3 separate regions of the Homo sapiens genome follow, and regions 1 and 3 are each linked to region 2. A link is an interaction called in ENCODE POLR2A ChIA-PET data of the cell type or tissue named here. Cell type or tissue: MCF 10A. All regions are shown on one strand. Region 1 overlaps SRL (sarcalumenin). Region 2 holds the start of LOC124900373 (a long non-coding RNA gene). Region 3 has its middle 20 kb from the start of ADCY9.

Evidence for each region. Peaks named below come from ENCODE experiments on the same cell type or tissue, not always from the same donor. Only the 100,000 strongest peaks of a DNase experiment are listed, where the experiment ranks them.
Region 1: POLR2A ChIA-PET joins it to region 2 with 10 read pairs; 5 of 35 experiments call an interaction of 5 or more read pairs at or near these places.
Region 3: POLR2A ChIA-PET joins it to region 2 with 11 read pairs; 3 of 35 experiments call an interaction of 5 or more read pairs at or near these places.

The regions. Positions count from the first base shown.
Region 1 is chr16:4,211,312-4,216,311 of GRCh38, reverse strand. All of the region lies in intron 1 of SRL (sarcalumenin), which reads left to right. Among named protein-coding and RNA genes, the nearest start is that of SRL, 28 kb to the left of the region's middle. In MCF 10A, no CTCF peak of the experiment used is centred here; DNase peaks (open chromatin) are centred at 1,941 and 3,141.
Region 2 is chr16:4,050,905-4,055,904 of GRCh38, reverse strand. The region is part of intron 2 of ADCY9 (adenylate cyclase 9); the gene reads left to right. It overlaps LOC124900373 (a long non-coding RNA gene), which reads left to right and starts at 1,285. Exons shown (of 2, transcript XR_007064957.1): 1 at 1,285-1,870; 2 at 2,084-5,000. In MCF 10A, no CTCF peak of the experiment used is centred here; DNase peaks (open chromatin) are centred at 1,854, 2,124, 2,994 and 4,124.
Region 3 is chr16:4,134,132-4,139,131 of GRCh38, reverse strand. No RefSeq gene overlaps it. Among named protein-coding and RNA genes, the nearest start is that of ADCY9, 20 kb to the right of the region's middle. RefSeq lists an enhancer at 4,639-5,000. In MCF 10A, no CTCF peak of the experiment used is centred here; DNase peaks (open chromatin) are centred at 2,441 and 2,711.

The DNA of each region.
Region 1 (5,000 bases), 160 kb before region 2:
TGACAGAGATGCTGTCTCAAAAAATAAATAAATACATAAAATAAAAATAAAATAAAATAAAAGTGAATAGTCATTTATACTGATGACTCCTCCAGGCATCAGTGACAAGCATGTATATATATGATGGTTGTGGGATTTCTGGTAATTTCTTTCTACCTCCCAAACCAAGAATTCCCAGGAATTGGAGGTGGGGTGAGGAGTGAAGTTATTCTGTCAATTCTCAGGACTCTATGGGTTAAAAACAATTGTGCTGAAGTCTTAATCCTTTTTTTTTTTGAGACAGGGTCTCCCTCTGTTGCCTAGGCTGGAGTATAGTGGTGTTATCAAAGCTTATTGCAACTTCAAACTCCTAGGCTCAAGAGGTCCGTCAACCACAGCCTCCCCAGTAGCTGGGACCACAGGCGCACGCTACCATGCCAAGCTAATTTTAAAATTTTTTGGAAAGATGGGCCAGTAGTAAGACAAAGCAAGTAGTAAGCAAGACAGAGGTCTTGCTTTGTTACCCAGGCTGGTTTCAAACTCCTGGGCTCTAGGGATCCTCTCACCTCGGCCTCCCAAAGTGCTGGGATTACAGGTGTGAGCCATGGGCTCTCAGAGCCACTGCGTCCAGCCTAAAACAGTTGTTATTGAAGAGTAGAAGAGGGTGGGCTAAGAAATCACTGTCCTAGGGTAGACTTAGACCCTCTTATTGGCTGGCCCACTGCTGGGAGAGCGTCCATAGAGAGCTGAGTTCTAGAAGCAGACTGCTGCCTACTACCTTAACTAGCCCCATGGCCTTGGGACAAGCACTTACCAGGGTTTTGGGGTTTTGTTCATGAGTGAAATCAAGCCAGTTGGTCTATCAGAAGATCTCTCTGGACCCCCAAATCCCAAGGTTCTTTCTGATTGCTACCTTTGTCATTGTACCCTGTCATACTTTTGTCATTGTATCTGATTCCCTGGATGAATCATTTTAAGGGCTAGAGTCCAGCCAGGGACAAGCTGTCCCAGTGGGATTAGCCTTGACTTTAGGAGCATGGCCAGGAAGCCAAAGAAGCCTTCCAAGAATGGCTGCCTCAGCCCCTGCACTCTGGTCGCCCATGTTGGGAGAAGAGGGAAAGGCTGAGAGAATGGCAGAAGAGGACCTCAGGGGTCCTGGGAGAATGCAGACAAGCCTTCCTCCAGCCAGAATTTCTCTTCTCGGGTCCTTATGGGCAACAGCCTTCTGCAAAGTTGTCCTAAGACTTCATCTAAGAAGTGGAAGAGGCCGGGTGCAGTGGCTCATGCCTGTAATCCCAGCACTTTGGGAGGCTGAGGCGGGTGGATCACCTGAGGTCAAGAGTTTGAGACCAGCCTGGCCAACATGGTGAAACCCTGTCTCTACTAAAAATACAAAAATTAGCCAGGAGTGGTGGCAGGCACCTGTAATCCCAGCTACTCGGGAGGCTGAGGCAGGAGAATCGCTTGAACCCAGGAGGCAGAGGTTGCAGTGAGCCAAGATCGCACCACTGTACTCCACCCTGGGCGACAGAATGAGACTTCGTCTAAAAAAAAAAAAAAAAGTGGAAGAGCAAGGGGTCCTGAGCAGTGAATGTTTACCCAGTAGGATAAAGTCAAGGAAAAACAGGACACCAGAAGAGGCTGCTGGCCCACGTTTGCCCGGTCCACGAGTGTTCAGAGACAAGATCTAGAACAAGGAAGGGGGCAGGCTGCCTGCTCTGCGGCATGAACTCTGTTTTCTGAATTGCTCCCTGCTGCACTTAATATACAGCCAATGAGAGCCAAAACGTGGGGCGGGGGGTGGATGGGGGCAAGACATGGGGCTCACATGTATGCCATGGCTGGTGCTCCTCACTCTCTGGGACAGATGAACCAGGCAGAGATTTGGAGAGTGATTCCTGCCCCCGCTGGGGATTCTGTTACTAATGACTGATTTGCATAACTGTGTATGAGTAATGGTCAGAGGTATTTTACTTACGCATGACTTTGGACTTGCTAGCTCTAGTTCAAATGGATGAGAAGTCATGTGGAAGAATAACCTTGGCAGGTACTTGTTATAAACATGTGCTAAGGAGACTTGGACGGGCTGGAATAGAATCTACATTTGATTGCACGAAGGCACTGAATACATTCAACACCCAGAGGTGGGCTGAAAACAGGTCCTGACCTCTATTCTCTCCATCTCTAGTTTCAACTTCAAGACAGAGCTTCCTGGCCCTTGGTACTGAGGATGGCTAGTGCAGAGGGTCCGAAATGCTGGTGTTCTGTAGAATCCCCTTGTGAAACACACAGGTACACGTTGACCCAGCCCCAGAAGCTGGGTATCTGGGCTTGAACAGCTCAGCAGGTCATGGTCGCTCCCAGGGAGCTTTGTTCTGTCTCTTGGCCTGAGTTCCAGCCCATCCCTGGAATGACTTGTGAGGCAAACGACTTGACTTCCGTGTGTTTGTTTCCTCATTTCAAGAGAGGTTAACAACCCTTGCTTTTTCTGCCTCAGAGGGCTGCTAGGAGCATCAGAGAAGAATAAGCACAGGAAACTACCTTGGAAAGATGGAGTCCTACGTGAGGGCAGGAGATGACCCAGCTGAGAGCCTGGCACGTGTGGACTGGCAAAGTGAAAATATGCTGTAAGCGTGGTTCACACCTGTAATCCCAGCACTTTGGGAGGCTGAGGTGGGAGGATCGCTTGAGGCCAGGAGTTTGAGACCAGCCTGGGCAACATAGCGAGACCTCATCTCTACAAAAATGAAAAAAATCAGCTGGATGTGGTGGCACACACATGGAGTTCCAGCTGTTTGGGGGAGCTGAGGTGGGAGGATCCCTTGAGCCCAGGAGGTGGAGGCTGCAGTGAGGTGTCATTGTGCCATTGAACCCCAACCTGGGCGACAGCAAGACCTGTCTCAAAAAAAAAAAAAAAAAAAAAAAAAAGAAAAAGAAAAAGAAAAAAAAAGATGCTGTAAGCAGGATGTCTTGGGACGTTGGAGAAAATAATGGATAGGAGGCTCAAGGCAGATACTAATATTTTGAAGGAAGAAGCGAGGAGAGTAAAGGAGCAGGGCTTGCCAATCTCCCTGCAGTCTTTCTCTGTGGACACTGGGGCAGACAAATTCAAGGAGAGCAGGAAGTACAAAGTGGGTGGCTGTCTCTGCTGTTTGATCTTTCCTCACCCCATGAGTCACTTCTATGGAACCCTAGCACTTCATGGGACATGGTTTGTGAACTCCATGGGGGCAAAAAGAACTCCAGACTAAGGTTCATATATTTGGACTCTGTCCCACCCCTGCCCCAATCTTGGGCAAGTCTCTGAAGGTATCTGGCCAGAGCGTCCTCCTTTACAGTTGGACTCACGAGGGCCCTTGGCAACTCCATAGTCCTCTGAGTCCATGTAGAAGTGCTTTGGAAAGAGACAGGGCTGAAGAAACAAAATCAGGGCATTTGGTTGGTGATGGAGAGAGGAGAGAGGGACTGAGCCTGGGCCTGCCCTGAGGCTGTGGGGCTGGTGGGACCTGCTGGAAAGCTGGCCCCCCGAGAAAGGCTGGTGGCAGAGGGGCTGGTGGGAGAAGCAGGATTGTTGTGTGTTGTGCTTGGACTGGGTGTGAGTGGGGTGGGGCCTTCCCATGGTCTCTGGGCAGAGTTGGGGCCTGCTATTCCTGTGCCCTGACGTCAGTCCCGGGCCTGGCCTGGCCGGAGTCGGGGGGGCCACCCTGGCAGCAGCACATACAGTGCGGTACTTCATGTCCCAGGATAGACCAAGACTCATCTTACTGGGGATTCACCTCTCCAGGGTGTCCTGGGTCCTCTGCGGCCTCCCTGCTCCAGGGCCAATAGGGTGCTTCGGCAAGAAGCAAGGGAGGTGGGAAAGACACCAGCCTTGATTTCCCAGGATTGAAGTGAGATGTCATGCGATGGAAGTGAGTGTAATCGGAGGCTCCCACACCTCTGTCTGCGCCTCCAAGAGGAGAACTGGGTCCAGTGGCACAGCTGCTTCCTGGGGAGTGAGCTCTGGGGCCCAATGGGACAGCTTGTTTCATTGAGAGACTTTCTGTTGGAGCAGTTATTTTTAGCCTGGGAGAAAGGTCACAGTGTAAGAAGCCATTATCCTCAGTCCTTTTTACTCCAAATTGTTTAGCAGAAGTTCAGGGGAAGCTCAGCCCTAAGTTGTGAAAACCAGGGAAGAGCTTGAATATAAATGTGCATACACATATGCACACACCTTGCTTCCTGCCCAGGGCGCAGGAGTGGAAACACACAGCAGTGTGAAGGTCATGGTCACGGTGAACCTCCAACATTTGGAACTTTCATCCCCCTTGGGACTGTGTGGCCCTCTCACCTTTACCAGGGAAAACGGCTTTTGAGACTGTCAGAAATGTTATAGGACATCAGACCTAGAGTTCATTCAACTCAGTATCATTATCACCACTATCATTCTCATCATCATTGTCATCATCACTCTCACCATCATCACCATCGTCGTCATCGTCGTCATCACCATCATCATCATCACCACCATTGCTGCCATCATCATCATCATCACGATCCTCATCATCAGCATAGTCACCACCATCATCATCACCATCATCATCATCATCACGATCCTCATCATCGGCACGGTCATCACCATCACCATCATCACCATCATCATCATCATCACGATCCTCATCATCGGCACGGTCATCACCATCATCATCACCATCATCATCATCATCACGACCCTCATCATCGGCACGGTCATCACCATCACCATCATCACCATCATCATCATCATCACGATCCTCATCATCGGCACGGTCATCACCATCATCATCACCATCATCATCATCACGATCCTCATCATTAGCATGGTCATCACCATCACCATCATCACCATCATCATCATCATCACGATCCTCATCATCGGCACGGTCATCACCATCATCATTGAAGGACAACAGGAGCCCATGGAAAGGGCTGGATTCCCAGAGGAGAAGCCTTAACTACTGCTGTTCCAAAGGCAAATGCCAGGCCCTAGGAGACCCCCCCCA
Region 2 (5,000 bases):
TCCTCATACTTAGAAGTGGCACCTTTGTTCTGCTGGGGAATTGTTCCCAAAAGGTATCTTTTTTTTTTTTTGAAACGGATCCTCGCTCTGTCGCCCACGCTGGAGTGCAGTGGCACCATCTCGGCTCACTGCAAGCTCTGCCTTCTGGGTTCATGCCGTTCTCCTGCCTCAGCCTCCCAAGTAGCTGGGACTACAGGCGCCCGGCGCCACGCCTGGCTAATTTTTTTGTATTTTTAGTAGAGACGGGGTTTCACCGTGTTAGCCGGGATGGTCTCGATCTCCTGACCTCGTGATCCCCCCACCCCGGCCTCCCAAAGTGCTGGGATTGTAGGTGTGAGCCACCGCGTCTGGCCTTTTTTTTTTTCCTTTTTGAGACAGAGTCTTGCTCTGCTGCCCAGGCTGGAGTACAATGGCCTGATCTTGACTCACTGCAACCTCTACCTCCTGGGTTCAAGCAATTCTCCTGTCTCAGCCTCCCGAGTAGCTGGGATTATAGGTGTGTGCCACTATGCCCAGCTAATTTTTTGTATGTTTAGTAGAGACAGGGTTTCACCATGTTGGCCAGGTTGGTCTTGAACTCCTGACCTCAAGTGATCTGCTCGCCTCAGCCTCCCAAAGTACTGGGATTACAGGTGTAAGCCACCACGCCTGACCCCAAAAGACATCTAAAAAGGCTTTTTCACTTGTGAAATCTGCTGAATAGAGCTGGCTTCCTGAGGCCTGGGGGCCCTTCCCGGTGTGGAAGAATGGCTCTGCTGTTGGCTACCACAGTGCTGGGGCCTGTACTCCCACCTCCTCTGCCTCTGTCTGCCTTGTGTGCCTCCCCTTCCGCGGGGGCCCTGCTCTCTGCCTCTTTCTGACCTTCCAGAGTTTTTGAGGTGTGAGTGTGTTGTTGAATTTCATTTACATAATAATTAAAGAGTCAGGGTTTCATGATCTACTGATGTAAAACCCGCAAAAACCCTAAAATCTCGAGTGGTGTTGTACAGCATGTGGGATTCTTTTGTATAACTTGATGATTTTCAAAATATCCATTTCGGCTGGGCACAGTGGCTCACACCTGTAATCCCAGCACTTTGGGAGGTCGAGGCAGGTGGATCACGAGGTCAGGAGATTTAGACCATCCTGGCTAACACAGTGAAACCCGTCTCTACTAACAATACAAAATTAGCCGGGCATGGTGGCGGGCACCTGTAGTCCCAGCTACTCGGGAGGCTGAAGCAGGAGAATTGCTTGAACCCGGGAGGCGTAGCTTGCAGTGAGCCGAGATTGTGCCACTGCACTCCAGCCTGGGTGACAGAGCGAGAGTCCGTCTCAAAAAAAAAAAAAGAAAAAAATCCATTTAATCAGAGCCATACTTGTTGATTACTACAGGTGCTTCCCGTATCTAATACCTCCAGCAAGAAGGTTTGCGAAATGGGCAGAGAGTAATAGGAAGAGTTTCAGGAAGATGGTTTGAGTGAAAATCATTTCAGAACCGAGCCCTGCGAAGTCTTGGTTTCTGCAATCCACCACAGTTTGGGAAAATCGGGAATTTTGTTTAGTCCATTTCTATTTTTGTGCACCACAAATATGTAAACAAAGCTGGGATCTTCGTCGGGGGCGGAGGGAAGGGCGACAGAACCCTGACATCTAATACTGGTCATCGGTATTTCCATGTGTTTCCTGATCCCATTGTCTCTGCTATTTAAATTAATTAATTCCACAAGTATGCACTCAGTAAATATTGTGAGCCAGGCACTATTCTCGGCTCTGTGGTTGCATCAGTGAACAAAACAGACGCTAATCCTGCTTTCGTGAGCCATCTATAATAGAATGGGCGAGTCAAGAAATTGACACATGCATTAGAAAAATATGTAGCGTGTCGCTGGTAAGTGCTTGAGAGCTCATCAGGGAAGGGCAGGAGTTTGTGGAGTGGGGGTGAGGGATGTGGGGTGGGGCGGGGCAAGGGTGGCAAGAGGCCTGGGGCTGCTGGTTGCAACTGTAACCAGAGTGGCCAGGGAAATCCTTGCTCCTCTGGGTAATGCCCTATCCAGAAGACCCTTGCAAATTTCTAAAATGCTGTGTTTTATTACCGAGAAAGAGTCGTCTGGGAGCTCTCCGAGGCAAATAACTTTTGAAGTTGGCATGAGCAGGATATTGTGCAATGGGGCTCACTGGCTGCGTCCCAGGCCTCCGCATCTGATGTGAACCACAGCTTTGCAATCGGGTCCCCGTGCCATCCAAAAATATTTTGTGACCTTGCCGGTTGGCAGTTTTTTAAAAATGTTATTTTCAGTCTCCAAAAAAGGGAAACATCAAAGTGCAGGCTGTCCACTCCTGCCCTTCTTGATAGACACAGACAGCTGGGCCACACAATCAGCCATTGTGGCGACAAGTGCCCAACTGTTATAAATAGACGGCGGGCTCGCACGTGAAGCGCTCCAGAGGAAGGGCAAGTGCTCTGGGGACACTGCCAACTGCTGTTTCCGTCGAGAGCTCTTCTCAAAGATCAATATTATTTTATGTCTCAGTGACTGAATTTGAAAAAACGACTGTGAAAGCACCTGGTAACTTAACTGTCTCCAGGATTCCATTCCAAACGCATCTTCTCTCTTCACTGTTAATCTTAGATGTTTCCCATGCTTATTTAGTAATCATTGCCTGACGGCCCACTTCACTGCGATTTACAGTCTCTTGCGGCTCACTTGAAATGGTAGAGTTATGGATAACCGCGCTGGTGTATGTGCGTGTGATGCGTGGCCGGAAGCGCATGCCCATTGAATAATCACGTTCGTCCCACATCTTAGCCCCTCTTCCAAGACATGTTTACTATCGTTTACGTGTGACATGTCAAAACATCTTAAAACTATGCCACGCATGTAATAGGCTCTCAGTGATTAAAAAATCAGTTTGTCTCTTAAGGAGAAAAGAATAACAGCATGTGACTCTTGTGAGTCCCTGACAAAGAATCTGTTGTTCCCCGTGCACTTGAAGAGCCGCTCATGTCAAGAAGCAACTTGTGATTATGCAATGTGTGACTTAAGGCATTGTCAGATGCGTTCGGCTGAAACGGGACCCCGCCCCAGCAGTTTGCCTTACTAAGTTAACATGGTAGGTCAGATTTTAGTATTGTAGAAAAAGCCACATTCAATATTCTTTGAGTAGCATATTTATTTCCTAGGGCTACTGTACCAAAGTACCTCAAACCAGGTGGCTTCAAACAACAGAGTTACACGCTAGTTGATATCTAGTGATTCAAAGAACAGAATTCCACACTAGTTGTTATCTAGGAATGCGGAGTGAGTGATAGAGGGGGTTTTGGTGGCGTTATATTCTAATTTTGAAGTAAGTTTAAATTTACAGAGATGCTCCCAAACAGTATAAAGAATTCCCAAATACTCTTCACCCAGATTCCCTGAATTAACATTCCGACATGTTTGTCTGTCTGTCTCTCCACATACACACATCCCTTTTTTCCGGAATAATTTGAGAATAGACTGCAGAGAGTGCCTCTAGATTCTCCTGTGTGGGTTTCCTAAAAACAAGGACGCTGTCCCGGATAGCCTGCACCGACCTGCCCAAATCAGGACGTGGGCACTGTCACACCATGCCACCAAATGCAGAGGCCCCGGAGCCCGCCCAGGACCACAGGCGCCGTCTGTGTCAATGGCTCTCGAGTCTCCTTCAATCTGGGGCTGTTCCTTCGTCTCTGTCTTTCACGACCTTGACATTTTTTTAAGAGAACAGGCCAGTTACTTTGTAGAATGTCCCTCGGTTTGGGCTGGTCTCATATTCCTTCATGATGAGAATCAGGTGGTAGGTTCCTGGCAGGAGAGTCCCTGCAGGGTTGTCACGACAGGAACGCACACAGGTCTGATCAGTCCCATTTCTGGAGAAGTTAACTTATCATTTGGTTGAGGTGGTGTCTACCAGGTTTCTCCACTGTAAAATTAATTTGTTGGTATTTTGTAATTATCAGTTAAAAAGTACTGTTTCTGGTGGGGAGATTTTTTGGGGACTCGGAAAATATCCTGTTTCTCATTAAGCTTTTTGCCCATTTGTTTTAGCATCCTGGGATGATTCTTGCCTGAGGGAATTAGTATGAGCATTGCCAAATGGTGATGTTTCTAGTTGCATTGTTTCTTTTGCATTGATTAGTTGGCATTCCACTGCAAGCTGGAGCTTGCCTGCTGTCTTTCTCTCCTTCCTATCAATACACTCATAGACTCCTATTTTACCCATTGGGTTATAATTCATTACCATTATCATTTGCTTCGATACCCAGATTGTCCCAGATTTGGCCAAAAGCAGCGCCTCCAAGCTGGCCCCTGTGTTCTTTTGATGTGTTCATGTCATTCTTTGAGCACATCTTTACTTCTTCTTCTTTTTTTTTTTTTTTTAGATGGAGTCTTGCTCTGTTGCCCAGGTGGGAGTTCAGTGGCGTGATCTCTGCTCATTGCAAGCTCCGCCTCCCGGGTTCACGCCATTCTCCCGCCTCAGTCTCCCGAGTAGCTGGGACTACAGGCGCCCGCCACCACGCCCGGCTAATTTTTGTATTTTTAGTAGAGACGGGGTTTCACTGTGTTAACCAGGATGGTCTCAATCCCCTGACCTCGTGATCTGCCTGCCTCAGCCTCCCAAAGTGTTGGGATTACAGGTGAGAGCCACCATGCCTGGCCAGGTTTTTTCGTTTTTGTTTTTGTTTTTTTTGAGATGGAATCTCACTCTGTTGCCCCGGCTGGAGTGCAATGGCGTGATCATGGCTCACTGAAACCTCTGCCTCCTGGGTCCATGCAATTCTCCTGCCTCAGCCTCCCATGTAGCTGGGATTACAGGCGTGCGCCACCACACCCAGCTAATTTTTGTATATTTAGTAGAGATGGGGTTTCACCATGTTGGCCAGGCTGATCTCCAACTTGTAACCTCAGGTGATCTGCCTGCCTCGTCCTCCCAAAGTGCTGGGATGACAGGTGTGAGCCACTGCTCCCGGCCACATGTTTAGTTCTTGGTTCTAGGCT
Region 3 (5,000 bases), 83 kb before region 2:
TGGTGCATGCCTGTAGGCCTGGGCAAGATGGCAAGACCCCATCTCTACAAAAATAAAGAATAAAAAACATCAGCTGGGTGCAGCAGTGCATTTCTGTGGTCCCTGCTACTGGGGAGGCTGAGGTGGTAGGATCTGTTGAGTCCAGGAGCTTGAGGCGGCAGTGAGCCACAATGATTGCATCACTGCATTCCAGCCTGGGGGACAAAGCCGGAACCTATCTCTTAAATTTTTTTTTCTCGAGGTTCTGGAGGCTGGGAAGTCCAAGATTAAGTGCTGGCAGATTCAGTGTCTGGTGAGGGCTGCTTCCTGGTTCATAGAGGTGACTTCTTGCTGAGATCTCGGATGGTGGGCGGGGCTTGGCAGCTCTGGAGCCTCTTATAAGGGCACTAATCCTGTTCATAAGGGCGTCAACCTCATGACCTGATCACCTCCCAAAAATCCCACCTCCTAACACTATCACCTCTGAGGCTATAGATTTTGTTGGAGACAGAAACATTCAGACCATAGTGGTACTCAACAAAATATTTATTAATATGTATTAATTCTGGGAGTCAAGCAAACCTAATGAATTGATCACTGGGATTTTGACACCACGATCAGATAAACAATTTAAAAATATGTTGCATATTCTGCAGTTATTCCATGACTCAAAGTTACGTATTAAAATAAACTACTGTCAACTTTGGGAGGCCAAGGCGGGCGGATCACCTGAGGTCAGGAGTTTGAGACCAGCTTGGCCAACATGGTGAAACCCCATCTCTACTAAAAATACAAAATTAGCCGGGTGTGGTGGCGGGCGCCTGTAATCGTAGCTACTTGGGAGGCTGAGGCAGGAGAATCACTTGAAACTGGGAGACGGAGGTTGCAGCGAGCCAAGATCGCGCCATTGCACTCCAGCCTGGGCAACAAGAGTGAAACTCTGTCTCAAAAAAATAAAAAATAAAATGGAATAGATAAACCACTGTCAAAGTAGTGTTGAAAATTTGGGGATGAAGGCTGAATTTAAATCTGCTTTCATCAAGGAAACTTCATATGGTAATAATTTCTTTTCCACTTTCACTAGTGGTCTGAAATGTGGACAGCATTTGCTGCCGACAGAAGCAAACCGGCTGCCTGCCGGGTGCCCATCAGCTTTTGATTGACACAAAGGAAGGGGCTGCCTGTGGGAGAAATGACACGAATGACGTGGTGTGGCAGGCAGGGCACTGCTGGATGTGACTTGGGAGGAGGGCGTTTAGGCAGTCACAGCCACTTGCTGTCCTGTGGACAGTGGAAGCAACTGGGGAAGAATCCCCTTTCTGTTTGTCAACCAAGAGAGTCCGTATATTTTGCAAACTCCAAGTGTTGTCAAACTAGGTGCTGTTTAATAACAAGTTTAATAATAATCTGGTTTTTTTTGTTCCAACCTGCATCATCTTGAAGTGCCCTTTCTTTTTCTTTCTCTTTCTTTTTCTTTCTTTCTTCTTTCTTCTTTTTCTCTTCTTTCTCTTTTTCTTTCTTTTCTTTCTTCTCTCTTTCTTTCTTCCTTCTTTCTTTCTCTTTTTCTTTCTTTTCTTTCTTCTCTCTCTCTTTGATGAGGTCTTTGTGTGTTGCCCAGGCTGATCTCAAACTCCTAGGCTCAAGTGATCCTTCCACCTCAGCCTACCAAAGTGCTGGGATTATCGGCGTGAGCCACCTCACCAAGCCAAAAAAGAGCAGAGACTTAAAACAGATATCTATACATGCATGTTCATAGCAGTAATCTTTACAGTAGCCAAAAGGTAGAAACAAAGCAAATTTCCATCAACAAATGAGTGAATAAACAAAATGCGCTCTATCCATGCAATGGAATATTATTCAGTCTTAAATAGGAATGATATTATTGCGACCGGCAATTAGAAAGGGCAGGCAGAACTTCTGCTCCCTGCACAAAGCCGTTTAGTAAGGAAGAAAGAAGCCCCTGGAGCTGAATGACTCCAGGCCAGGCGCAGTGGCTCAAGCCTGTAATCCCGGCAATTTGGGAGGCTGCGGTGGGCAGATCACCTGAGGTCAGGAGTTTGAAACCAGCCCGGACAACATGGTGAAACCCTGTCTCTACTGAAAATACAAAAGTTAGGCTGGGCGCTGTGGCTCACGCCTGTAATCCCAGCACTTTAGGAGGCTGAGGTGAGAGGATCATGAGGTCAGGAGTTCGAGACCAGCCTGGCCAACATGGTTAAACCCCATCTCTACTAAAAATACAAAAATTAGCCAGGTGTGGTGGCGGGTGCCTATAATCCCAGCTACTCAGGAGGCTGAGGCAGTATAATCGCTTGAACCTGGGAGGCAGAGGTTACAGTGAGCTGAGATTGCACCACTGCACTCCAGCCTGGGCAGCAAGAGTGAAACTCCATCTCTAGCAACAATAACAAAAGAACTGAATGACTCCGCCTTGTCTCCAGGAACGAGGCGCTGGCCATTTGCCCATGTGACCTGGCAAGTGACGCCATTTAGCTGCCAGGCTCATTAACCAAGGGCAGCTCCTAGAACTTCCGGTGGGGATGATATCCATTGAGCACCAGGCTGTGAGCAGGGCTCCTGGATGAAGCCAGCTTGTACTGCCCACCTTCCAGAACCTTTTGTCTGCAGGGTGCTGCTTTCTCATGACAGCCATAACTTCGGGATCACCTGAGCCTCAAAAATGCACCAGGAATTCACTTTGCAGCACGGCACATTCCAGATCCCCATGTAGGGTGGCCACACCCAGATTCCAAAGGAGAACGTGGCCAGACCTGGCTCCTCCTTCAGACCTTCCCCCCTTCTCAGGTGTTTCTGCCTTGTGACTTTGAGCCATGGTGTGGCAGGAATGTGGTCTGCTTCTGCACTTGTGCTTGACATCATTTGTCCCCGTCAAGGGACAGGTTTCTTCATTTGAAGCAAATTTCTACAGCCATCCTGGTTTCGCTTTGGCAGCAGATACGGCTGGGGAGTGTGCATGGCTGGCTTTGTGCATGCCTCTTCCTCAAGGACAGCCCTACGCTCACTCTCTGCCTCTCCATCTTCCAAAGGCTTCCAGCTGGCTGCTGAGCCACCTTGCACCATGACTACAACCTGCAGTTCTGCTTCATTTCCTGATGTCTTCTCTTGCACCTTGTGCCCGGTGGCTTCACTGGCCTGTTTGATCCTCCATAGCACAGCCCACACTCTTGGGCTTTGCCTGGGACATTTGTCCTTGTGTCTTCTGGCCACTAATCTGACTGTATTAGAGTTCTATGGAGAAACAGAACTGATAGGATATGTGGACAGATAGAAGGATAGATAGCTAGATCTATATCTGTCTATCCATCCACACACCCATCCATCCATTCACCCACCCATCCAACCAACCGTCCATCCATCCATCCATCCACCCAACCACCAACCAACCATCCACCCAACCACCAACCAACCATCCATCCATCCATCCATCCATCCATCCATCCATCCATTCCTCCATCCATCCCTATCCTCTAGCTACCTACCTACCTAAAGGAATTGTCAGTTAGGTGCAGTGCTCATGCCTATAATCCCAGCAACTTGGGATGCTGAGATGGGAGAATCTCTTGAACTCAGAAGCTTGAGACCAGCCTGGACAACATAATGGGATCCCATCTCTACAAAAAATTTAAAAATTATCTGAGCATGGTGGCATGCACCTATAGTCCCAACTACTCTGCAGGCTGAGGCAGGAGGATTGCTTGAGCCTGGGAGGTCAAGGCTGCAGTGAGCTATGATCACACCACTGCACTCTGGCCTAGGTGACAGAGTGAGACCCTGTCTCTAAATAAATAAATAGTTTCATGGGATTGGGGGGCTGGCAAGTCTGAAATCTGTAGAGCAGCCCAGCAGGCTGGAGACTCAGGGAAGAGTTGATGCTGCAGTCCTGGTGTTTTGTTTTTTTTTTTTTTTTTTTTTTTGAGATGGAGACTCACTCTGTCACTCAGGCTGGAGTCCAGTGGCGTGATCTTGGCTCACTGCAACCTTTGCCTCCCAGGCTCAAGCAATTCTCCTGCCTCAGCCTCCCGAGTAGCTGGGCCTACAGGAGTGTGCCACCACGCCCGGCTAATGTTTCTATTTTTAATAGAGACGGGGTTTCAACATGTTGACTAGGCTGGTCTTGAGCTCCTGACCTCAGGTGATCCACGCACCTCAGCCTCCCAAAGTGCTGGGATTACAGGCATGAGCCACCACACCCAGCCAATGCTGCAGCCTTGAGCCTGGAGGCAGAATCTCTTATTTCTCTGGGAACCTCAGTCTTTTCTCTTAAGGCCTTCAACTGATTGGATAAAGCCCCCCTACATTGTGAAGGGTGATTTCCTTTACTGAAAGTCTACTGATATAAATATTAATTAATCACACCTAAAACAATACCTTCACAGCAGCATCTGGACTGGCGTTTGACCAAACAGCCAAATACCATAGCCTGGCCAAGCTGACACAGAAAACCACACCCTCCTTCAAGGCTTCCCTCCAGTGTGGCTGGTTGATAATAGCCCGCATTAGTTGAGTATTTACTACATACCAGGTATTGTGTGAAGTGCTTTTTTTGGCTTGTTTGATTTAATCCTCATAATAGCCCTATAATGTAGGTTCTATTTTGGTCTTCGGTTGACAGGGAAGAGAACTGAGGTCGAGAGAGGTTGAGTAACTATCCCAAGGTTGCACAGCAAGCTGAAGAGCCAAGGTCTGAAGCCAGGCAGTCCCACTGCAAAGCCCGCTGCTGTAGCTGCACACAGTCCTCTTCCAGAACCCGCAGGGCCTCCTTCCACTTCCCTAACCCCTGGCTGCCAGCTCTATCCTAACTTGCAGGTCTTGGAGGCACTTTCCCTTCATCCGCCTACGTCTTAGCCTCCTTCCCTATTTGTTGGGAGCAGATAATGGGTTTGTTGCATATAAATGAAGCCCAGGATTGCGTGTGGCCAGGCACATCTGACCTCTATCACTTTGGAAACCAGGGCACTCCTGAATGGCCACTGTCCCTGCCTGGGCACTGGTGAGGCCAT